Linked DNA regions of Mus musculus: all the other regions are linked to region 2. A link is a loop called in an ENCODE intact Hi-C map of the cell type or tissue named here. Cell type or tissue: heart. All regions are shown on one strand.

The links. A loop is a pair of places that touch in the nucleus more often than their neighbours do. Peaks named below come from ENCODE experiments on the same cell type or tissue, not always from the same donor. Only the 100,000 strongest peaks of a DNase experiment are listed, where the experiment ranks them.
Region 1: it touches region 2 in a loop (16-fold over the local background); 6 of 42 quality-filtered maps call a loop at or near these places.
Region 3: a loop joins it to region 2, with 2.4 times the contacts of the local background. A loop is called at or near these places in 9 of 42 quality-filtered maps.

What each region holds. Positions count from the first base shown.
Region 1 is chr4:107,648,453-107,656,452 of GRCm38, reverse strand. No RefSeq gene overlaps it. Among named protein-coding and RNA genes, the nearest start is that of Gm52673, 26 kb to the right of the region's middle. In heart, a CTCF peak has its summit at 3,301 (motif pointing right); no DNase peak of the experiment used is centred here; H3K4me3 peaks cover 374 bases; H3K27ac peaks cover 524 bases; H3K27me3 peaks cover 2,267 bases.
Region 2 is chr4:107,363,809-107,371,808 of GRCm38, reverse strand. It overlaps Ndc1 (NDC1 transmembrane nucleoporin), which reads right to left and starts at 3,762. Exons shown (of 18, transcript NM_028355.4): 1 at 3,661-3,762; 2 at 2,932-3,052; 3 at 446-547. The coding sequence starts at 3,720. In heart, a CTCF peak has its summit at 4,395 (motif pointing right); DNase peaks (open chromatin) are centred at 3,798 and 4,008; H3K4me3 peaks cover 1,756 bases; H3K27ac peaks cover 1,366 bases.
Region 3 is chr4:107,246,911-107,254,910 of GRCm38, reverse strand. It overlaps Lrrc42 (leucine rich repeat containing 42), which reads left to right and starts at 1,378. Exons shown (of 8, transcript NM_029985.2): 1 at 1,378-1,636; 2 at 7,131-7,617. The coding sequence starts at 7,145. It overlaps Hspb11 (heat shock protein family B (small), member 11), which reads right to left and starts at 1,008. Exons shown (of 6, transcript NM_028394.3): 1 at 916-1,008. In heart, CTCF peaks have their summits at 1,619 and 4,238 (motif pointing left); DNase peaks (open chromatin) are centred at 1,280 and 2,190; H3K4me3 peaks cover 3,513 bases; H3K27ac peaks cover 3,789 bases.

The DNA of each region.
Region 1 (8,000 bases), 280 kb before region 2:
TGGGAACATGGGGACTGTGGAGTTCAGGGCCCATCGTCTTGTTCTTCATAGGGGAAACTGAGGCCTGGAAGATGAATAGATTCCCAAGGGCTCTGGAGACTCAGGTCCATTTAGGACAGGGGGCCAAGCAGAAGGGACTTCTGCCTTGACTTAAAAAGCTCTGAGGATTTCAGAGAAACCAGCTTTGGAGCTAGGAGACCAGAGCTCCAGCTCCCAGCTCATGGCCCTGGGCTGTCCCCTCTTCCTTCCTGCACACCTGTTCCCCTCTCTCCTAGGTAGGCATACCACACCCTCCCTCAGATGCTGTGAGACTTCTGCAGAACTATGAGTGTGGGGTTGAGGGATGTGAAAGGGACACCGAGGTGGAGACAGCTTCTTCCTGAGGTGGCTTTTGGTGCAGCAAGATGTGAGCCTCACATGTGAGCCCAAGGAGGAGGGGCCGTGTGGCCGCCTGTTGCACTCGCAGCCCTCACTTCAGTGAGCCAAGTGACACTCACCACGGGGACATGTGTTTGCCACCACAGACTTTGAATGTCTTGTAAAACTCACAATTTGTTCAAAAGAATAAACAGCATGAAAGAGGACACACAGCCTCCATCCAGAACGGGTGGGGGGCGGGGAGCAGTTCCAAGGCTGGTTTCCATTTAAACCACATTTGGAACGGCTGTTGGTTCTTGTGGAACTCTGGTCTGGGAAAGCCCTTCCCAGCACAGACTGGATACTTGGCCTGGGACACGGAGCCTCGCTTCCGTGTGTAAGACATGGATAATCATCAAGTGATTATATGCCATGCAGGCTGGATACATGCAAATCTCTCTGGTAGAGCAAGCATAGGAAGGCATAGCTGTCAACTCCTCTAGGGGACAGGTGTGAGTGCAGGCTGGGTCATCCAGCCCAGCAGGCTGGGATAGAAGAGGACTAGGGTCTGAGAGGTGGAGGTCTGTAGTCAGCTAGAAGAGGCAAGGGCCGGACTGCAATCAGAATGTGGATAGATGGGACAGAAGTGGGTCCTGGAAGAAAAAGTGACAGGTGTGAATGCTCTGAAGTGAGTAACAGGCTTTCATATCTGAGGATCTCAGGGAAGGAAGCAGGGCCTGGGCCCCCAGGATGAGCCACACCAGCCTGGGCAAATGGAAAGGCTTCTCAAGGGAAATGTCTCTAAGAAGGCTCTGACGTGGGGCTGGAAAAATGACTGCACACCAGGGTACTTGCTGCACAGACGTGCTTGAGCTGGAGTTCCCAGAGCCAGAGTTAAAAGCTGAGCATGGCCACCACCGTGCCTGTAACCCTACTGCTAAGGGGGAAGGGTGGAAAGACAAGGATGTCCCAAGCTCCATGGCTGCTGGCCTAGCTTCAGAGGCAGAGAGAGACCCTTTCACAGAGGAATAGGGGAGGCATTGTAGAATAGGGCATGAGATGGCCTCCTCTGGCCTCCACGTGTACACACTGGCACTTGCATCACACACACACACACACACACACACACACACACACACACACACACACCTTCTTCCTGCACCCCACAAAGAAGCCTTTTAGCACTGTCAGGAGCCCTGGGCGGGAGGTACAGTATCCTCTGGTGTTGAGGGTACCTTGGCATGGTTTGGGGTTGGTATGTGGAGAGATCCTGATGGGTTATGAGTTGAGCAGACTCCCCTCCCTATTGATAACCGGGGTGGGGGACCCAGAATGTCTTCTCCCATTCCATCTTCAGAAGACTTTGTCAACCCAGCATGAAGGACAACCAGGAAGGTCAAAAATGTGCCATCTGTTGTGTGGCTCTGGTGTCCCTGTGTCATTCAGGGTATGTCCGGGTTCATTCTTGAGGGAGTTTCAGCCAAGAATCATGACAAGGCCTGGTCCCTGATTCAAGAGACAAGAACACTGGGGGTCAGGGAGAGTTTTAGATGTGGAGTTGGAGGAGCTATCAGGCAGGGCAGGATGGGGCTGGATCCTGGGGCTAAGTCTAACACCACACTGAGAAGGATGCTCCTGCCAGCCCATGACAGTAGAGGGTTAGCTATAGACAGGGACAGGTGCATCCTGGGAGGGATGCAGTCAAGCAGGAGTTGGGCAGTGCTTCTGGCAAGCTGCTGAGCGGGACAGTGCAGTGCCCACAGGATTTAGGAATGAAGACAGTTTAGAGCTCCTTCCGTGGGCCAGGAAGGAACCATGAGTGCGTGTGAATCCAGCTTCTAAAAACCGAGCAAGAGGCCAGGCATGGTGGGGCATGCTTTCAGCTTCAGCACTCAGAAGGCAGAGGTAGGCAGATTTCTGTGAGTTTGAGGCTAGCCTGGTCTAGAGAGTTCTGAGACAGCCAGAGCTTAATAATGAGACCCCCATCCAAAAACAATTTTTTGAGTTAGAAGTGGCCAAATAGTAATAGGTGGTAAAGAAGTCTACTGTGTGTGTGTGTGTGTGTATGTGTATCTGCACGTGTATGTATATATGTGTTTATAGGTGCATGTATCTGCATGTGTATGCGTGTTTATGTATACGTGTGTATATGTGTATCTGCATATGTATGTATATGCATGTGTCTACATGCATATGTATGTGTGTGTATGTATATGTGCATCTGTGTGCGTGTGTTGTGTGTTTGTGTGGCCAGCTGTCATGGGGTCTCGCAGATGAGGAAGAAGGAGATGAAGCTTATGTGCAAAGGACATGGGAGGGACCTTGGTTCTGAGAAATCGAGCATGGCGAGCTCTGGAGGGTCCTCGAAATGGCATCTGTGGTGCGGACTCGGCAGAGAGATTTCAGGCAGGGAGAGGGGCTTCGGGGGATCTCCTGAGGCTAGGATGTGAACTCCTGCTCCCAACCTGACTGGTGAGCAGCGGGCATCCAAGAAGGCTCTGGGGAGGGAGAAGAGTGGAGACAGTGAAGGGAAGGTGGGTCACCTGGGGGTGGCGGGGTCAGGGAAGGGAGTCAGGTAGGGATGAGAGTCTGGGGCAGGCCCCTCTGGCCCTGGAAGCCCCCTTCTCCAGCACACAGTGGCTCTCTCCCAGCTCTGTGCTCATGCCAAGGTAGGTCACGTGGCCCCCTGCCAGGATCCACGGTTCAGTTTCCCTCTATATGATGAATTTGTGAAGGGCAAGCCACGTCCTCTGAGGTCCTTCTGTCCAAGCTTCTCTGACTACTGGTTTGGCTCTGCTCAGAGGCTTGTCCCAAGCCACTCAGTGAGCTCAAGGGGCTGCAGCCCTCTGGCCAAGTTCACCACATAGCCCAGCCCTGGGCAGCCTTTACTGGACCTAGGTTTCTTCCCACCTGCAGGTGCAGGCTGGTGGAGAGAGCCAGAGAAATGGCCACAAGGGGCCGCTAGGACCCAACCCAAGGCTTGCCTGAGTGTAGTCCCTCTGCTTCCAGCTTCCAGTCTGCGGTGGAGCAGGATGCAGAAGGCACATAGACTGGGAGAAGCCCCCGGGGCCCTGCCACCTTCTGCTTCCTGCAATTGTGTATGTTCACTCTCCACTGCCCACCCACAGCCTCGGGGCTCCTAACTGTAAGGTGCCCTGGATGCTTTAGACTTTGCTGTTTCACCCTGGCCCATCCCTCACTCCTCGTAGGAGTTTTAGGAGGAGCCTGACCATACAGAGAGGAAACAGAGCCAGTGCTTTCAGATGTACAGTCATGAGCCCCCACAGCATGGGAAGCCGAGTGCTGGGTCTGGAGGTGGGTGGACTCTGATTCTATCTGCTGCCCCCTGGAGGAAGGCGGTGAGCCTGGGGCAGGGACTTTAAGCACCAGGAGACTTTAGATAGGTCAGAAATTTGTGTTTAGAGCAGTTACCCCAAGAGGCCCTGATGTAAGGGGTGTGTGTCCACCTGCTGATAAGGCACTGTGAGGGGTGGCAGCTCACGCCGGGGGGGGGGGGGTGGCGGAGGCTGAATGCTCACTGCTCTCTTCTTTTATTCAAAAGTCAACCACCCCCTGTCCTAGCTGAGGATCTAGAGCTCATACTGGACCAGGCCTGACTAGAGGGAAAGTGCTAACCTATAGTGGATGATCAGAATGGGGTCCTGGTTGTTGACATTTCTTCTAGGCCCCGCAGCTACCTGGCAACAGCCAGGTGTGTCTGACTCACTATAAAAGGGGCTGCTTGCCCCCTCCTCACTCTCTACTCTTCCTCTTGCTCTTCCTCTCTTCCCCTCTTCCCTCTCTGTCCCTTCTCTCCCAATTCCCCTCCCCCCCACATGCTCACGGCCCACCTATACTCTCTCTCTCTCTCTCTCTCTCTCTCATTCTCGCTCTGTGTGTGTGTGTCTGCCTTTCTCTGTCTCTACTACCCCCTCAACTTCCCTCCCCATGCCCTAAATAAACTCTATTCTATAATATAGTCTTCATGTGGCTGGTTCCTCAGGGGGAAGGGAGGCACCCCTTTCCCCCACACATACCTCCCTTCCACCAAACATATCTCTGGCTTCTTTTTCTTTTTTATAAAACACAATACCAGTGGCTCCATAGAGCAATAGTCTAGTGAGGGAAAAGGGACAGGACCCAAGGCTTTGCTTGGGCTTCTGAACTTTATACCACTTAACAGGGATATATAACTCCTACCAGCTTAGGAGGACCAATGGTTGATGAGCTTGTGTGTGTGTGTGTGTGTACACTAACAGGAATCCTGGTACCTTCAATATACGCCCCCCCAAATATCCCTCCCGACCTGTTCTGAGGAGTGCAGATTGGAGGGGGTGTAGGAGCTGAGGCTACAGGGCAAATGTGGGGAGTGGGGTGGCACTTGGGGACCTCTTCACTGAAGCATCAAAGGCTGCTGGGAAATGTGTGTCGAGTGAGGTGGAACGTTATGGAAATCGTCTCCACTGCTCTGTGGCCTGAGAATTCACGGTCAATGAGAAGAAGTTCCCTTGGTCCCGTATTTTTTCCTCTCTTTGAAAGTAAAAGCCTTAGGATCAAACACACGCAAATCGTGGTCATCTGTCTCTCCTGCGCTCTGCTAACTCCACAGAAGTGAACAGGACCGAACGGTTTAAACTCTTTCCAGCACTGGAGGGTGGAGCCAGCTGGCTCTGAAGTCTGAGTGTGCTTACAGCGCGTCCTCACACGGTCGGTTCCTGAGAGCATCCCTGCTGTCACTGGGCGTCGCTGAGCTTGACTCAGTTCCTGTCTGGACTTGTCCACCGCAGGACACTTAGCTTTGCTGAGTCTTATTCTATGCCTTTCTTGCTCAGAGTGATTGATTACATGCACGTAATATGGATTTCCATTTTTCTCAAGGTAATAAAAATAAGGCTGTTTCAAAAAGTCGTACTTCTATGGTAACCAGCACCCCTCCCCCAAATGACCTCATCAACCCAACCTTCTTTCCTCTTCCAGGGCAGCTGCATTCACAGTCCCAGGTTGCCTAGCAGTGTGTTAAACCCGAGCCAGTCCCTGGAGACAGTTCTATGGGCATCTAGGAGGGTAGAAAATACTCCCTTTCTTTTCATGATTCCCAACACACACACACACACACACACACACACACACACACACACCCCTCCTGGGAGCTTTAACACACATATTTCCATTGAATCCATATTCCAGATATATGTTACCACGAATTGGTAAATATTTAACCAGCTCAGTAACGTGTTCTGATTTTTTTTTTCTCTCTCACACTTTGACAGTTACTAACTGTTCCCTTTCTCGGGCTCATTGTCCTCTGTCCCCAGGGATAATTCTTTCTAATCCCGTTTCATAGCCGTACGACACAGTTCTTCCTGTTACTGTCCACCGTCATCCACAGATCGACTCTGTTGCCCTAGCTCAGCCGTCTGTCCCTCGGGCCCTGAAGTACAGCTGTCTGCAGAGATCTCTCCCTGTCTGTCCCCTGCCCTGAAGTCCTTACTTGGGAGAACGCTTGCTAAGGCCTCTCCATTTGCTGCCTCAAGTAACATTCTGAAAAGAGGTGATTTGAAATGACTTTTCCTCCCTACGTGCCTGAGACTATATCTCTGTTTTATGCTCACCTTCAGTCAGTGGTTAGTTTGAATTAGGATGGAGTTTGCATTGGAAATGTGGTTTGTTCAGACTTCTTGAGGCCTTTGCTGTGGGCCTCTAACCTTTCAGTGCTGCTCCGAAATCAGATTCAAATTTCACAGCTCCCTGTGGGCTTTCTTTTCCCCTCCTCACAGCCCTCTTCTCTCTTTTAGGATCTCTCTTTATCTTTGGCTTTCTAAAGCTTCCAAATGACCTGCTCACTGTGTCAGCGTAGGTCTTCTTGTCCTTCATTGTACAAGGACAACTGTACATTGTCCAGCTAGAGACTTGTCTCTGGATTCTGGAAGATTATCACTATTATTTTACTTTTCTCTTTTGGGAGAGCTTTTGCTAGTTTCCATTCTTCTCAGAACTTCCTATGTTGATATTCAAACAGTATCATTTATTTCTCCATACTTCCCGTTTCTGTCCCCTTTGCCCCCTCTGAAGAGGCCTGCTGTCATAGCTACGCTCGAGGCTTTGTCTCACAGGTGATGAGTCCTGGACCTTGTTCGCTTTGCCTTCTGTCTGCTGTTGCCGGATTTCATTTCCTCCAGGTTTTCCTTGTTGGCAGTATGGTGATCCCCGGCAGGTGACACCTATCAGAGAAAAGGCACTAAAAATCCCAAGTGAGATGCCAGTGAGACAGTGGGTGACTCTGCAGCCTGACTGGTTGACTATGGGACTTGCCTAAAGTGGGGAAGCCAGCTTTTTGGGGGTAGACTTAAAATGCCCCTTTCTAGAGGCAGTCAGTTGCCCCAAGAAAGGTTCTCCAGCCTCCTGCCCAAGGGGATGTCCAGTTGCTTTGCATTTCTGAATCAAGATGCCCCTGTCTGCTGGTCTTGAGAGAGAGGAAGGTGAGTTTGGGAGAGGGCTGGCTCTTTGCTGTTTGAGGGTACCAGGGGGACTGAGAGTTATATCACTGCCTTCCCACCACCCCCCGTTTTTACCTCACCTCTCCCTGATTTGTTTTCCCCAATACTGGGTGCCTGGGTGCTGGTTCCTCTGGGACACATTCCCAACAGGCCCCTTCCACAGCTAGGAGTTGTGGCCTCCGCTGGCCCCCTCAGTTCCCAAAGCTCCTTTGTCACAGCCAGCCTCTCTGCCATTTCAGCTACACTTCACTCATGTTAGACTGCCTAGGGAAGCCAAGGACGTGTCATCATCGTTAGAGCAGATAAGATTTATGCGACCCTTGTTTGTTCCCAGTGCTCCATTAGGCCTGTGACAGTATTATCTCATGGGATTCTTACTTAGGGAGCCTGCTACAGAAGTGGAGTCAGGGGCGGAGATGTGGCTGACATATAAGAGCCCAGTGAGGCTGTCTCAACTCCTTCACCAGCCCTGGAGGGAGGGGCAGGGCCCCTCTATGTTCCACCATGCCCTGCCTGACTGCTCACAGGCCAGCCTCTTGAGTCCTGCATGCTCCAGACTACATACTACAAGCATGTTCTCATACTCTCTGTAGTGGCTATTCCTGGTTGTCAACTTGACAATATTTGGAATGAACTACAATCCGGAATTGGAAGGCTCACCAGTGACCCTTATCTGGAGGCTTGGAGATCCTTATCTGGATCTTGGTTTGAAGATCTTGAGCCATAGTGGCTATGGATTCCAGAAGATTGAATCTCCGAGTTAAGGAACACACCTTTAATCTGGGCTATGCCTTTCATCTGGGATTAAAGGTGTGGTGGAACACACCTTTAATCTGGGCTACACCTTTTGCTGGAGACAATATAAGGACATTGGAAGAAGGGAGTCTAGCTCTTGCTCTTGCTCCTTCGCCTGCTTGCCGTGTGAGACTGAGTAACTGCTAGATCCTTGGATTTCCATTCACAGCTGCAACTGAACAATTGTAAGGAATTGGGCTGCCGACTGTAAGTCATCAATAAATTCCTTTACTAACTAGAGACTATCCGTAAGTTCTGTGACTCTAGAGAACCCTGACTAATACAGAAGTTGGTACCAGGAGTGGTTCTAGAGTAACAGAAGTACAAGGATATATTAACTCTCCTGCCCTG
Region 2 (8,000 bases):
CACACTGCTGGCAAGTTGCCCCAGGCCCTCCTGACCCCTTTGTGCTGCAGCCCCTGGCACTAACAGTCCACTCTGTCTTTATGACTTGACCTCTTTATATACCCAGCTTCCCCACAGCAGACTCATAAACGACTATCATGAAAGGTCTAAATGTCTCTTCAAAAGAGAAACACCAAAGTAATTGTAAGTACAACTGAAAGGATAACAGAATACAGCTATGCACACATTTCTTAAAGTCTGCCCTAAGTAAGATGAATTATTTTTGTTTTGTTTGAGACAAAATCTGCCATCTAACCTAGGCTAACTGTCTAACTCACTATGTGGCGGAAGCTGGCCTCAAACTTATGGTGACCCTCCTTCAGACCTACTCAGTGCTAAGATTACAAGCATGTGCCACCACATCTGATGCTCAAACTTTTAAGAAAGTTAAAATTCTGAAACCTACCTGTATAGAATTCCACATTGAAAATACTTATTATTATAATGACCACGGCCAGCAGCAGGAGGTGAAAGATGACTTGGGAACTATAGAAGTCATTGCAAGAATCTAAAACACAAGAGAAATGAATTAGTGATGCTCATTCAGTTTTTCAGTTGTGTTCAGCACACTGCAACATTTGAACTACAACTATGGTGTTTTTAACTTCATTTATTTGTGTATGCAGATGTATTTGTGAACGTTAAATGTATCTGTGTACACGGCACGGGCCTGAGAGGGCACTAGATCTCTCCTAGCTGGCGTTACAGGCATCTACGGGATACCTGGTTTATTCTGTGAGTGTTGAGATCCAAGCCCAGGTCTCCACACTTAGACAGCAAACATCCTTAACCATTGAGCCATCTCAACAGACTCTACAACTATAATTTTAACTTTCAAAGAATTTTTAAGAATTTACTTGTATGCTGCTGTCAGGTCCAATAGGACATCAACACAAGAACTCCAAAGTAAATTATTCAGATTTTGTTTTGGGTACTGGAAAATGGTATTAGAATTTCTTTTAATTCACACAGATGTTGCTAACAGAGAAAATACAACCATATGTAAACATTTCATCATAGGAAAGCTACCATAGTAACAAGCCAAGTTTGTTTTCAAAATGTAAACAGTATTTCTGAACTTTATATAGTAAAGGCAATTAGTGCCTCAGCTAAGGAAAAGTAATGTGGAAACAGTGTAACTTACCAGTCCTAAAAAGGGTTAGTCTAAACAACAAAACCCAACCAGACACTCAACAACCAACATGCTTCCAAGTTTAAACTATGAGTATGTTACTATCTAAAAATATGAACAAAAGAAAGAGACATGAGACATGCTGGCTGAATAGACTCACTTAATAATGAAAGCAATTATTTTCAAAGTAGAATTCAGAAACCAAAATTAATCCCAGATTTCCTAGGTCTCCAACAATTAATCATCTGCCATCTCTGCCAGGGCTTATGGGTTATGTTCATCAGTCCTGCATGATTCAGCAAATATGACACACATCAGCTAAAGCATGATTGTATCGCTTAGTAGCGATATTCTCAAAGGCCAAACAACAACGACAACAAATTCTAACTCCTTGATGGCCTACACTTTCTTATAAGAAAAATAAGGAATATATTATTGAGAAAAAAAATCTCCCAAAGTAATTTGTGTTTTTTAGTCTTAGGGAATATTTTCAAGACTTCAAAACCTATTCTGTACCTTTATGACTTTTTAATTTTTTTAATTTGTGCTTCAGTGAACTCATGGACCATAATGAGTCTTGTATGAGTGTGCTTGCTCATGCACACACATGTAAAGGCCACAGCGACACTAGCTCTCTTCCTCTGTGGCTCTCCTTATTTTTTGAGCTAGGGTCTCTCACGGAACCGAGAGCTCAGCAGCTGGCTGGCTGGCCAATGAGCCACAACACTGGGGTTAGGATATGCATCACACAGCTGACTCTTGATTGTACTGAGAATCTAAATTCAGGTCTTCAACTCAAGCAGCAAGCACTTTACCCTCTCAGCGTCTTTCCAGCTCCTAACATCATCATTTTATTTTCACATCCAAAGATTCCAATAAGCATCCAGCCTGTTTCCATCTCCTCTGTCTCAGCAGACTTGTACTAAGTCTTCCCTGACATTCTTTAGTTTTTGGCCTCTCTTCTCTTTGTTGGCTACAACATAAGAATAAAGTATTCTTTAAATAACTGTATAGCTTTTTCTTATTGCTTTTGAAATAGTTTCTCTATATGTATCCCAGGCTAGCCAGGATCTCTGGAGCCTCTTGCTACACTCTCCTAAGAGTTGGATTATAAGAATGTGCTACAACTAGCTAGATTAGACTTTTTTTTTAATACCAGTCACAATTCCCATCTGCAATTTTAAATGGATGGCAGGGAAAGGAAAAACAAGAAAAGACAAGGGAACTGGGGCTGGAGAGATGGCTCAGCAGAGGGCTTTTCCAAAGGACCTGGGTTCAGTCCCAGCACCCACATGGTGGCTCACAACCATCTGCAACTCTTCCAGGGGGATCCATAAGCACCAGGCACACACGTGGTGATGAACATACATATATACAAGTTAAATACTTATACACATGAAAAATACAAATAAGCCAACTTTTCTTTTCCTTTTTTAAGGAAAAGACAAAAGGATAAATACTTGTGTGGCTTCCTTTTCTTTTTTACTGCACCTCTAGGGATTTACTATATATATGCCCCAGATTGGCCTTGAACTCAGGTCGTCCTGCCTCTGCCTCCCAGGACACTGGGCCATCACACCTAGCTGTGTATATAAGTAGTCTTCTAATGATCTGTCCTGTCATCATACATAATCCCTGACACACTTACTGATTTTATATAACAAAAATGACAGTTCTGTGAGTGCAGAAATGCAGAGAGTGAGTGCCTTTACGTAATGTTTTAATGTCAATACAGACAGTAATTAAAAATCACCACTTACCTGACAGCCACTGTATAGGGTGGAATAAATTGATGCTGCTTAAGACTATAAAGGCTGTGATGCAGACGGGTAGAAGCACTACTGACCAAACGATGCTGGTAACTATCCTCCAACCCAAAACCTAAAATTAAACACAACTCTTCAATCAAGAAGTCAGTTACTCTAACTCAGACATGCAAATCCTGCTTCTCCATTTAGGCTATTAACATGAACCACTACTATTTGCATTCTCTTTACTTCTCTCCTTGCGCCCACTCCCCACCCCCCAAACACAGAATGGATGCAAGGAGGTGAGCTCTCCTTAGCTGAAGCCTAGAGTAGGCTGTCTTAAATAAACCATGAATATATGCTCGGTTTAGCGTCTCCCCAACCCCAGAGTCTGCTAAGGCCACATTCTTTCAACACAGAGCAGCCCTTCCCGTTTCCTAGCCCAAGGAATCAAGCCATTTATTATGCATTAGCTCGAATCACTAACCTTTTGCTCTACAACTTTTCCACCAAATTTCCATTCGGGCCATCCCAACCACGCTGACAAACTTCCACTTCGGACTCCAGCTCAACACCCCAGACCTAACTTCCACTCGGGGACGCCCACACACCCTTGCACCCAATCCCCGAGGCGGTCAGATCCCTACACGCTATTCCTAAAGCGCCTCCAAGACAGGCCCCTTTAGCCAAGCGCGCAGGCACCGCCAGAGAGGCAGGGAGCGCCACGGCTCGCTAACTCACGCGCCAAAGGATGTCCCGCGGCGACCCGCCGGCGCAGGGCCCGCTCGCAGCCGTGGCCATGGAGATGGCGGCCCCCGCTCTCAAGCGTGCCGGGGACAGAGTGTCCGCCCGCCACCACTGTTCAAAGGCAGGAAGGCCCCGGGAGGACCCAGCTGGGGCTGCCCGGTACGCTGCCTGGGCAGGGTTCTGCAAAGCCGCCAGACCATCTCTCCGCAGCTTCGCCTGAACAGACTCAACCGGCCAGAACTTCCCCGTAGCCACATGCCTCCAGGTGGGCTGTGACTCGAGGAAGCGTCCTCTGGAGTCCAAAAAGTCCTTCCGAAGCAGGGTCCATCTGGGCGTCAAAAACAAAGGGCGACGGTGCTGCATGCTGGGAACTGTAGTCTCGACGACCCCTGAGAACCAAGGGGAAGAGGAGCGTTGCATTCTGGAACTTGGAGTTCCAAAGTACAGGCTCGCGGTGTAACGAGAAGCAAGTTGGGGTGTCCTAGAACTGGAGTTACAGTTGTTGGCTGCCATGTGGTTACTGGGAATTAAACCCGGATACTCTAGAGGAGCAGCCTTTTACGGGACTCACCTCCCAGCCCCTCCCTTTCTCTTCTATTTTTTTCTTTCTTTTTTTTAACTAAAGCTGTAATAACCACTGGGAGTGAAAAGGTTGTTATATCACTTTTTCTTCCAGAATGCCATCTTTCTTCTTCTTTTTTTTTTAAAGATGCATTTATTTTATTTATATGAGTACACTGTAGCTGTCTTCAGACACACCAGAAGAGGGCATCAGATCCCATTACAGATGGTCCTGAGCCACCATGTGGTTGCTGGGAATTGAACTCAGGACCTCTGGAAGAGCAGTCAGTGCTCTTAAGAGTTGAGCCATCTCTTCAGCCCAGAATGGCATCTTTCTAAAAGTGAAACCACAGGATACTGAAGCTGCCGTCTTAATACTCAGTAACTTCACTGAATTCCTTTTATTAAAAATAAAGTGTTTTATTGATAAGAAAGGTATGTTTTGGTTTTTAGCTTCAGCTATTAATACTTGTTAAGTGCAGCATCTTGATCCTCACAGAGCCTCTATTTCTTCAAGTGTAAAATAAGGATAAAAACACAACATCCTGTTAATGGGGTAAAGATGTAAATACTATATACTATAAGACAACTATTGAAGGCTGGGGTGTGACTGAGTTGTAAAATGCTTTCCTGATATATACCAAACCCTACAGCACCTCCCAAAACATGGCAGCACTCAAGAAACTGAGGCAGGAGGCTATAAAGCTCAAAGCCATCCTTAGCTAGTGAGTTTGAGACTAGTCTGGAATATGTGAAACAGCTGTCTCCAAAAAGAAGATTACCATTGGTGGAGAGGTAGCTCAGCTAGCTACATAAGCATGAAGACAAGAATTCAGTACCTGGACTCCAGGAGGAAAACCTGAACATGGTGCTGGACAGGTGCTAGGCAGGTGCTGGGCAGGTGCTGGGCAGGTGCTGGGCAGGTGCTAGGCAGGTGCTGGGCAGGTGCTAGGCAGGTGCTGGGCAGGTGCTAGGCAGGTGCTAGGCAGGTGCTGGGCAGGTGCTAGGCAGGTGCTAGGCAGGTGCTGGGCAGGTGCTGGGCAGGTGGGCAGGTGTTGAGCAGGCAGAGATAGGGAGCTCTATGAGGCTTATAGCTAGTGAGCCAAGCCTACTCTGAGCTGTAGGCACTTGGGAGAAACAAGGTGGAGGGAGCCTGAGGAACAACACACAAAGTAGACTTCTGGCTTCCACACCCACATGCACAAATGTGCACACATACAAACACAAACATGCACACATACAACTTCTCACTGGCTCAAATTCCTCTCTCTGATTACTTTTGGCCTCATCAAAAACCTAGGTGAGTAGTGCTAACAGCTTTTTTACAATGCTAACATTCAACACCCTAGGAAGGCAGAGGTAGACATGGTGTCTTGCTCACTCTGTATAAACTCATAGGCTACCGAGAGAAACTGAGATGGCACAAGATACTCTGTACTGTTTGCTAACAATGGCTTCTTGGCTTATTTAAGATATCATATTAACTTCCAAAATTACATTAATACCAATCACACCTGAGCCAAAAGACAAACTGGGATTATACTTGGTTGATCAAGAATAAACCTGTCAAGAAGAAATCTTTCCAAGTCACAGAGAAAACTTTTTTGTTGTTGTTGTTGTTGTTTTTTTTTTTCTAGACAAGGTTTCTCTGTATAGCCCTGGCTGTCCTGGAACTCACTTTGTAGACCTGGCTGGCCTCGAACTCACAGAGATGGGCCTGTCTTTGCCTCTGCTGGGATAAAATTCATTCACCACCCGAGTCTGGCTTCAGTCTTCACTTTTTTTTTTTTTTTTGGTTTTTCGAGACAGGGTTTCTCTGTATAGCCCTGGCTGTCCTGGACCTCAATTTGTGGACCAGGCTGGCCTCGAACTCAGAAATCCACCTGCCTCTGCCTCCCGAGTATTGGGATTAAAGGCGTGCGCCACCACGCCCGGCCAGTCTTCACCTTTTAATCCCTCCCTCCATTCATCTGCCAGGATTCAGGGTGTGGCTGGGAACTAGGGTCATATTGGACCACAGGAAGAGGGTCACAACTGTGGAAAAATGAGCCACTGAGCTTGAAGGAAACCGGTATTTAAAGCAACCACAGCAGTCCGAAGGAACCTGCCTTCACCTCCGCGGTTAATCTACACAGGAAAGATGAAGTCTTCAGAGTCAGGATAGTTTACTTTTTATAAGATTTCTCACATTGCTTTGCTTTGCTTGGACTTTTGAGGCTGAGTCTTGCCATTAATCCAGACTGGCCTCAGCTTACCCCAGTGCTAACATTCCAGGCCTGGACAGGGTGCCCTATTTTTTATAGCCTTAAGTCATCTTTTGAAAGATGTTTGCCGGGGCTGGAGAGATGGCTCAGTGGGTAAGATCACTGACTGTTCTTTCAAAGGTCATGAGTTCAAATCCCAGCAACCACATGGTGGCTCACAACCATCCATAGTGAGATCTGACACCCTCTTCTGGTGTGTCTGAAGACAGCTACAGTGTGCTTAGATGTAATAATAAATAAATTGGGGAGCTGGTGAGATGGCTCAGTGGGTAAGAGCGCACCCGACTGTTCTTCCAGACTGCTCTTCTGAAGGTCTGGAGTTCAAATCCCAGCAACCACATGGTGGCTCACAACCATCCTAACCAGATCTGACTCCCTCTTCTGGAGTGTCTGAAGACAGCTACAGTGTACTTACATATAAATAAATAAATCTTTAAAAAAAATAATAATAAATAAATCTTAAAAAAAAGAAAGATGTTTACCCTTTTTGTCTGACTCTGTCTCGCTGCTTATTGTTTCCAGAGTGCTTGTCACATTAACAGAAGCCCAAGAATGCTTATTTAATGGACAAAATAATGAGGAAGACAAAAGAAATTAAGTATATCAGAGAATGTCCATCTGGAACGACTTTTGATATCTAGTTCAAAGAAATGTGTAATGTAGAAAACTGACCAAAGTGTGGAAAGGCTGAAAGAGCACAGCAGGCAAAGAACAGATGGCATGAGGGAGTGGGAGAGTTATTGCCCAGCACACGCCCAGTGAGCCCAGGACCAGGCCAGGCTGCAGAGGGAGATGAAGGAGACACTGCCCACTTAACCACAGCTATCAGGCAGAAACTGAGGACTTAGTCCCCTGAAGCGGTCGAAATGACCACAAGCACCCACACCACCCGCAGTCGCTGTGTGATCTCCAGGTTCCTTGCCAATGATGAGACCATTTGTAAGCTGTGGTATTGAATGAGGTTTTGCTCAGAAATTATCTGGTACATTACAGGATGTTACAGGCTCTTGGTTGGGTAACCATGTTGTAACTAACTCCCCAGTCACTCAGGAGCTGCTATGTCACTTCCTCTTTTCCTGCCAGTGAAAACTAAACAGGAATTCAGAAAATGTTCCCTAGACACACAAAACTATAACACACACACACACACACAAAACAGAATAAGATTAACTAACATGTGATGTAAATGAATCAATACTGCTGTGTGTAATTATAACTCAGTAATTATAGAATTTACAAAAAAAGTCAAAATTTAACAAATCACAAACGGGAGTTGAACTAGAAGGAATTCAAGGGCTAAAAAACACAACAGCAAAAGGGGTTTTGGTCATAAAAAATATAGAAGAAAAAAGGATTTTTAAAAAGTGACCTGCAGGAGACTGTCAACCATTAAAGAACAGGCTGAAACCAAAGATATAAAAGTGACTAATAGAAAAAAAACAAAAACCAGAGTGACTAAGAGAGGGCCGAGGGACGGCTCAGTGGCGACAAGCACTGGCTGCTCTTCCA
Region 3 (8,000 bases), 120 kb after region 2:
AAAAGCAAACAAGCACTTTAATACAGTGAATATAAAGCACTTTAATAAAAAATGAATATACCTGAACTACCAATATCTGTTCTTTAAAACCAGGGGCAGAGATTTGGCTTTCATTAAGGTTTTGTTGCAGTTAATGAGAAAGAGGCAAACCAATCCCAAGAAACCCATAAAACCACCCAGCAGACATGTTTCCACACAGCTCCAAGATGGAGGTTTGAGAGGCAATGCTTGATCTAAGCGAGGATGAATACCCTCAGGGACTCTCTACCAAAGTGGTAGTAGGCTCTAGGACACCATCCATCCTTCTGGGTTTTACAGACAGGGACGGTGGATTCCCTACCCTTTCCCAGGGCCATTGATTTTCTCTTTAAATATACAGTGTAGCCCTTTCTGGTACTTCTTTCAGAAAACCTCTGGGTCACGTCCTGGGTTGATTTTCTCCTTGACCAGCACCTTTGGGTCTGTGTGCTCTTACATCTGCCTGCCCCAAATCCTTTCCTACAGCATCCACTGGTAGCTCTGGTGTAAATTTAAAACCGGTCATTCTCTTTCTCCCATAATGGCAGCCCGGACACAGTCCTCTCACCTCCAAGACTCAAATAATTTCAAATAACGTAAATGCACCCACATTGACTTTAAATATTATTCCTGTTTGAGGTTGGACCGTGCTGATAATGTGTTACGTTTGGCATATTAACTGTCATTTGTAATTGTTCTTCCTTCTGAGGGTCAAAGCATCATTTCAGGGCACTAAAAGTTCTTGGGGAGGGGGGCCTAGAGAGAGGCCAGGCCCTAATCACTCTGTTCTCTCCCAGCGACATCGCTGCTCCACCCGCGGTCACCCGCCGCGCGTCTCCTCACAACCGGTTCCTTCCCGCCCGCAACCCTCCGCCGGCCTCGCCACCGGGCTCCCACCTCTTCGGTGCCCGCCCACCGTGCTGCACGGACCCGCTCGCCTGGGCCTTGGGTAGCTCCGCGAAAGGACCGGGTCCGCTCGCGATCCCCGCCCGTCACGCCCCGCCCGGCCCTGGCCCCGCCCCGCCTCGCTTCGCTTCGCTCCCGCCCCGCCTCAGCCTCAGAGGAGTTCCCAGGCGCGCGCCCTGCGCAGCCCCGCCCCGCCCTCTCCTGGCAGGGGCTCCGCCTAGAAGCGCCACCTCACTTGCGCGTCTTTCCTCAGGACTACCTTTACATTGCATTGCCTCGGGGAGGTGGGGGGGCCTCCAAGAGATCTCGGGGGACATGCCCTCGCGCGGGCACGCACACGCACGGCCCCGCCCCGCCCCTTTCACCCTTCCTGCGACCGCCCGGCTTTCTCAGCTCGGCTGTCCCAACCCACTCCCGGCCCCGCCCCGCCACATGCCCCGCCCACTCCAGATCAGACCACGCCCCTCATGCCGGCCCCGCGCACGCGCGCCTACCCAGCCGAGTTCTTTTCCCCCCCCACCCCTCCCTGCTGGTACCTCAGTCCCGCGGCGCCAGGTCGCCCCCAGCCCCTCCCTCTTGCCACCCTCTGTGTGTGTCCCACCCTCACGGGCTTTGTGGCCTAGGTTGCCGAGCCGCTTCCCGGTCAGCCGCTCAGTGGAGGAAGGAGCCGCCAGTGAGGTGCAGCCGCTCGCTGCCCCGGGCAGGGGCACAGGTAGGTGGCGGCCGCGGGCCGGGCCGCTCGCCGAGCCTCAGGCAGCGCGTGGGTGCGGGGGCGGAGTGTGAGGGGCTGGGGGAGGGGAAAGGCCCTAGGGACGAGGTAGAGCTCGCGGTGGGAGGGGTGGGAGGATGAAGAGGTAGGGGTGCCTGAGGTGGGCTTAAGGGTGGGGTCCGCGGCGTCCCGGGTTAGACTGAGGGTGTGTGAGAATTTAGGGTTCTGGGCGGGAGAGGGAGCGGATTTAGCTTAGGTGGACTTGGGGAGAAGCTTGGGTGGGAGTGCCGGGAAAGGGGGAAAGAAAAGGGGTTGAGGAGTGCACCAAGGGAAGGAGCTAGGGTTGGAATAGGGGGAGGGGTGGGGCGGGGGGGGGCAGGGAAGAAACTAGTTGAGGCCGTGGATTGGGAAGTTGGAGATAGTGAGGCGTGAAGAAAGGGGAATCTGAAGGTTGAGGACGCAAAACCGGGAAAGAGATGGGGAGACTAGGGTGCTAAGAGGAACCTCGATGGTGAGAGGAAGACTCGTGAGGAGGGAGAGAAGGATGGGGGCTGGAGACGGGTCGCTAGAAGACAGGTGGAGGCGGGGTTGAGTCTTTTGAGGGGCACGGGAGAGTCTGGGATGTGAGGAAGATGGGTAGAAGATCTGGGAGTGAATGGGGAAGGTTAGAATTTGGGGGGTGGGGGACTGAAATTTTTTCTGTTTGAAAAGCTAAAGAGTGGGTAAAACTATCAAGATGTGGGAGAGATTAGCTTGCTCTTGGACAAAGTATGGGCCCGGATAGGACATGAGTTTCTGCAGTTTGGGGGAGAAGGCAGGTAGGGAAGTGGCAAGTTACAGGGAAAAAAGAAGTAGTGGGAAATTGAATAATGGCGGTGACACAGAACAATGAAGATGGATTGTTAGTTGGTTAGAGATACTTTGGAACTACTTTCTCTTCGGATTTCTTCCTATGTTAAGAAAAAGTCTTTAAAAACCACTACATTTTCAAATGAGCCAAAGGTGTCTGCAGTCTTGAGATGAAGGTAGTGGGTTGACAGATGTTTTCCTGGTGTGTGGATATGGCGGATTTCTGCCCTGGCAGAGTGAAGGGGGAGCGCTTCATCCTTGAGTGAGCCCTGGTTCTGTTTCCACCCACTCTTCCTCAGATGACCACTGTTTTTTACTATAGTCCCTGCCCTCTTAACTCCCAGTTTGAGCCATTGTGAGTTCCAGAGAGATCAAATGGCCGGTGATGTTAATTTTGAGTGTTTTAAGAATATTTTTAAGGCTGATGTTGTATTTTTATTCTTGAGATACAAGTGGGAAGATCTTGTGCTTTGGAATTACACAGACCTGTGATTGAATTCAGGCTCTCTCACTTAGGAGTTGTGAGCCTTAAGTTCCTTCATTTCTCTGAGGCTCTTCATCCATAAAGTGGCAATACTGACCTCATAGGATCAGTGATTGCATGACATCATTTTATGTTGTACCTTACAGTGCTTGTTAGCTTGTAGGTATATAAAAAATGGTAGCTTTCAGTCACATCTGGAATCATTATTGTTGATCATTATTTTGGCCTACTTATTCTTAGAAGACTGATTTATTAAGGTTAGGTGTTCTTTCTGATTTTTGGTTTTGGTATTTTTTTTCCTGAACCATAGGCTCAGCTCACAGTTTTAGCACTATTACCCTGATGCCTCTCTCCTCTTTCCTCTCTTTGTCTGGAATAATTTTATGCTTTTTGCTTGGAAGCTGGATTCAAGGTTTTAAAACTTATGTTTGGTTGTCAATTATTTTATCCTTCTCTCATTTAAAGATGTTTTACAGAACTGAATTTTTAATGTACCAAGGTTATATTTCATTTATTTGAAGAAATGATATGCTTTGTGCTAACTTTAGCTTCACTAATGTAATGTGAATGCACTGCTGTACATTTTTAATGCTTTGTAATGCTTAGGTAGATCACAGAGCTGTTTCTCTGTAGTGGGCTAGAACACCGCCAGTCAGCCAGTCACTCTGTTAATCTGACCCATAGCTGCAAGAGATCTACACTGAACATTGTTATCTTGCAGATACATGTTATCTTAACTTTCCAGTTTAAAAGAGCACTTCCAACCTTCACACCCCCAGGCAAGAAAAGGCTCTTGTCTTTTAAGGGGCCAGTTTGTAGAGGCCAACATGAATAATAGTGACGGGCAAGCAATATCCAGGAGAGAAGCTTTACCCTTTATGGTTCTTAAAGTTGAAAGTTCAGACATTCATTTAATCCTTAGATCATTTTATAGTACATTACAAACTTCAGGAAGTACTTTATTGGAAGAATGCAGGATGTTTTAAAAAAAAAAAAAAGGTTACCATGCATGATTCCCTAAATTAAGAGTAGTTCTTCAAATAACTGAAGAAAGCAAAGCCTTGGATTATTGCCTGGACAAATGATGTAGATATACTCTTCAGTAAATACTGAATTTTTACATCATTTAAAAAGAGAATACTGTTTGATAAGTAGTCTGAAGATGTGATTTAGTCCTCACTGTGCCCCTGTTTTTGAAGGGTAAAGTTGCCAGGAGGGGCAGAGTAAGGGATTAGCATCCAGACTCTGGTCCCACGCTACTTGTGCCCTCTGCTGGATGGAATCATACTTCTAGTTTTCATGAGACACTGTCATCCATTCATTCCGTTTTACTCCAAAGTTTGTGGGACGTTAGAGAGGAGAATTAAGAGCAGTGCAAATATGTAAAACCTGGGTTTTCGTCTTTCTGTCCTCCTCATCAGTATTATGGTGTGTTGGTCCATTAAGATACATTATCTTCATAGGATTTGCCCTTCTGCTGTTACAGTTAGATTGTTAGGCTAGGTGTAGTGGCTTATGACTGTAATCCCAGTATGTGGAAAGCCATGGTAGAAGGATCTCTCTGAGTTTGAAGCCAGCCTGGACTACATGCTAAATTTCTGGCCACTCTAAAATGGTGATAATGATATGTTTTCTTTCCTTCATTTACCCACTTGATCATTTCTTGTCTAGCAAATAATTTGTTTTTATGCCATACGTAGTATTTACTTTCTGATACCTAGGTAGAGTAGGCTCTGACGTTCTAGTCTGGTTTTGTTTTTTGTTTGTTTGTTTGTTTGTTTTTTGAGACAGGGTTTTTCTGTGTAGCCCTGGCTGTCCGGGAACTCACTCTGTAGACCAGGCTGGCCTGGAACTCAGAAATCCGCCTGCCTCTGCCTCCCAAGTGCTGAGATTAAAGGCGTGCACCACCACTGCCCAGCTTGAGGTTCTAGTCTTAAAGATCAAAGAGCATTTTCTTTTTCTCCAGGTTAGGATTAAGGTCTGTGAGGTCGAAGGGGCTAAATGCTTGCCCTGCTGAAAGAAGCTTTTATAGCAAGTGGGGAGGGCATCTTTTCAGCAGCAGCCCTTAAATGCTGGCAAGAATATGAAGTGTAAGAACTGGCACTATGACAAGACTTTAAAAAAAAAAAACTGGTTTTTACTTTAGTTGTTTTGTCCTCCCTCCCCCACCCCCCACATAGTACCAGTAGCAATATAGCCCCATCATCTGCTCTGCTTCTACCACCTGCAGAAGGGGCTGACAAGTGGGGGAGGAGCCTGCAGCTGTTGCCTGGAAGAGGAGCTGGCTCCTAGCAACAATATCAGCAGGCCCTTCAACGCAGCACTAAATCTACCCCTTTGAGGTCTCATTCAGTTCAGCATATATCTGTTGAGTGCTTACTCAGTACTAAGCACCATGTTCGGCCTGAGAAAGAAAAAAACTCACAGCTTTGGGTACAGTAACAATTGAACATAGTACACAGTGCTAAGTGTTGTCTAAAAGGAAACACTGGGTGCTTTGGGAAAACCAGACAGACATGGACTGGTACTGGGGTTGGAGAAGTTTCCCAGGAGAATGCTGAGTGATGGTTGAGCTGAATGTTAATGATGAACAGGAAATAGCTAGGTCAGGCAGAACAACCAAAAGCAGTAAACTAAGCTAATTCCAGTGGGTCAAGTGAGTGGCAATTTACCCATGTAGCATTGGGAGGGCCACAGAATAGAACATAGTAGATGAGCTGGAAAGGGTGAGGCTCCAGGGCTAGGCTGGTCCCTCCTTTCTGATGTGCTTTATATACATAATTATTCTCAGGAGAAAAATGAGCAGTAGTGATTCCCACAAATAGGATCATTGCTTGATCTTCAGAGACTCAGCATTTTTGTCACTAACTTAATTGTTTGCTGACACTTGTAAGTGGCTTCAGGCCACATTGTAGGTATTGATGTAGAACCTGACTTGATATACCTCCAAAAGTCAACCAAAGTCTTTGAGGGATAGTTTCAGAGTTTTAGAAATACTGCTAGGAGCCAGGTGTGGTGGGGCACGCCTTTAATCCCAGCACTTGGGTGGCAGAGGCAGATGAAGTTCGAGGCCTGCCTGGTCTACAGAGTGATTTCCAGGACAGCCAGGGCTACACAGAGAAACCCTGTCTCAAAAACAAAACAAATAAACAAACAACCCAACAACAACAAAAAAAAAGAGAGAGAGAAATACTGATAGGCTGACATGTTATTAAAATCCACATTTCCCCCTTTCTTATTGTAGAAATGATAATCGGATGCCTTTATTTAACATAGAAGTTTCTTGTGTAATTTGAAATCTCACTCAAGAAAATAGTATTTATTATAATTCTTGATGCATAATGTCACCAGTGGGATTAAAGAAAAACATAACTGCTTTTTGGTTTTTAACTTACCTCAAAGTGCTTGGACAGAATCTGAACACTGGAAGACTGTAATGATTTTATTTAGCCTTTGTTGTGGAGGCCTTTATTTGTAAATTCAAGACATCCTTTTGCTCATGGTTTACCTAAGGCTTATGGAACTTGTAAACTAGTTCCATGACATTCTCCCAAGGGACTGCACTGTACCAGAGTCCTGTTATGGAGTCTGAATTAAATGTGGTCTTTCTCTCTGTGTGCAAAGCAGCTAAGACAGACCCAGAAGCCAATCAATAAGACAGTGAGCCAAGTGCAACAAAGAGATGTGTGGAAAGTGCCAAACCCGCTAGCGGAGTTACTGTTTTCTGTGTGTAAACATTTTTAATTCCAGAATTCTAGTGGGTTCATAATGTCTGATGAAATAGTGTATGCTTTGTTTACTAGGACTCAGTGTTGGGCATTTAGTTGATGCTCCTCGTTGCTCTGCTAACATAAGCTGTGCTGCTGTGAGTCTACTTTGAAAAGAATTGTTGCTGGCATTTTTTTGTAAATTCTGGGTGAATTCTCCAAATGAAATTTGAGCTCAAAGTTCTGAAAGATGAGTAGATTACTAAATAGGTGAGAAAAATGCAAAAGAGGCACTTCAGGTAAAAACAGTAGAACAGCCTCATAGTGACAAAGTTCTCAGCAACTGGTGAGTCTTGCTTTCCTGGTAGTGGTAGGATCATAAAGCTGTGGGCACAGCAAGGTGAAGCTGCAGATGACATTCTAATTGGATTTGCCTCCACACACCTTGCTTTTACAGTTGCAACCAAGGCAATGGCTTACTACCTCAACTCAGAAGCCCACCTGGATCCAGGGCCCATCTATGTTCGAGAAAATGGGCAGCTACACATGGTCAACCTGGCTCTGGATGGTGTTAAAAACAGCCTGCAGAAGCCACGACCATTCAGACTCTTTCCCAAAGGCTTTTCCGTGGAGCTGTGCATGAACAGGGAAGACGACACTGCACAGAAAGAGAAGACCGATCACTTTATCTTCACGTACACCCGAGAGGGGAATCTGCGATACTCTGCTAAGTCCCTCTTCAGTCTGGTGCTGGGCTTCATCTCCGACAATGTTGATCACATTGATTCCCTCATCGGCTTTCCTGAGCAGATCGCTGAGAAGCTGTTCTCTGCTGCTGAAGCCAGACAGAAATTCACAGAGCCAGGGGCAGGGCTCAGGGCGTTACAGAAGTTCACTGAGGCCTACGGGAGTCTGGTGCTGTGCTCGCTGTGCTTGCGAAACAGGTGGGTGGTAGTATTCTCTCTCGTTAGCTAGTGAGTACTTGAGTGGATGTTTAGCCTGTCAAGCCCCGGGCCTTAGTGGGCTCATAAGCTCTACCATCAGATAGTACTTTCAATTTTGAACTTACACATTTAAAGTACAGGTCATTTTGAGGGGGGCTAGGGAAGCAGGAGGGGGATCAGTAACTTTTTCTCTCTTCATCTCATAGACAATATTTAGCATTATTTTGAAAATGTTCTGTAAGGATTAGCTTGGCTACCGCCGCTTTTCCAATAGATAAAAATACTTGGCAACCAACTTCTCTCTTTTTCCCTTTGAGATATGGTCTTGCAATATTGCCCAGGCTGGTAGAGAACAACTAGGCTCACCAGGTGATGGTAGTCCA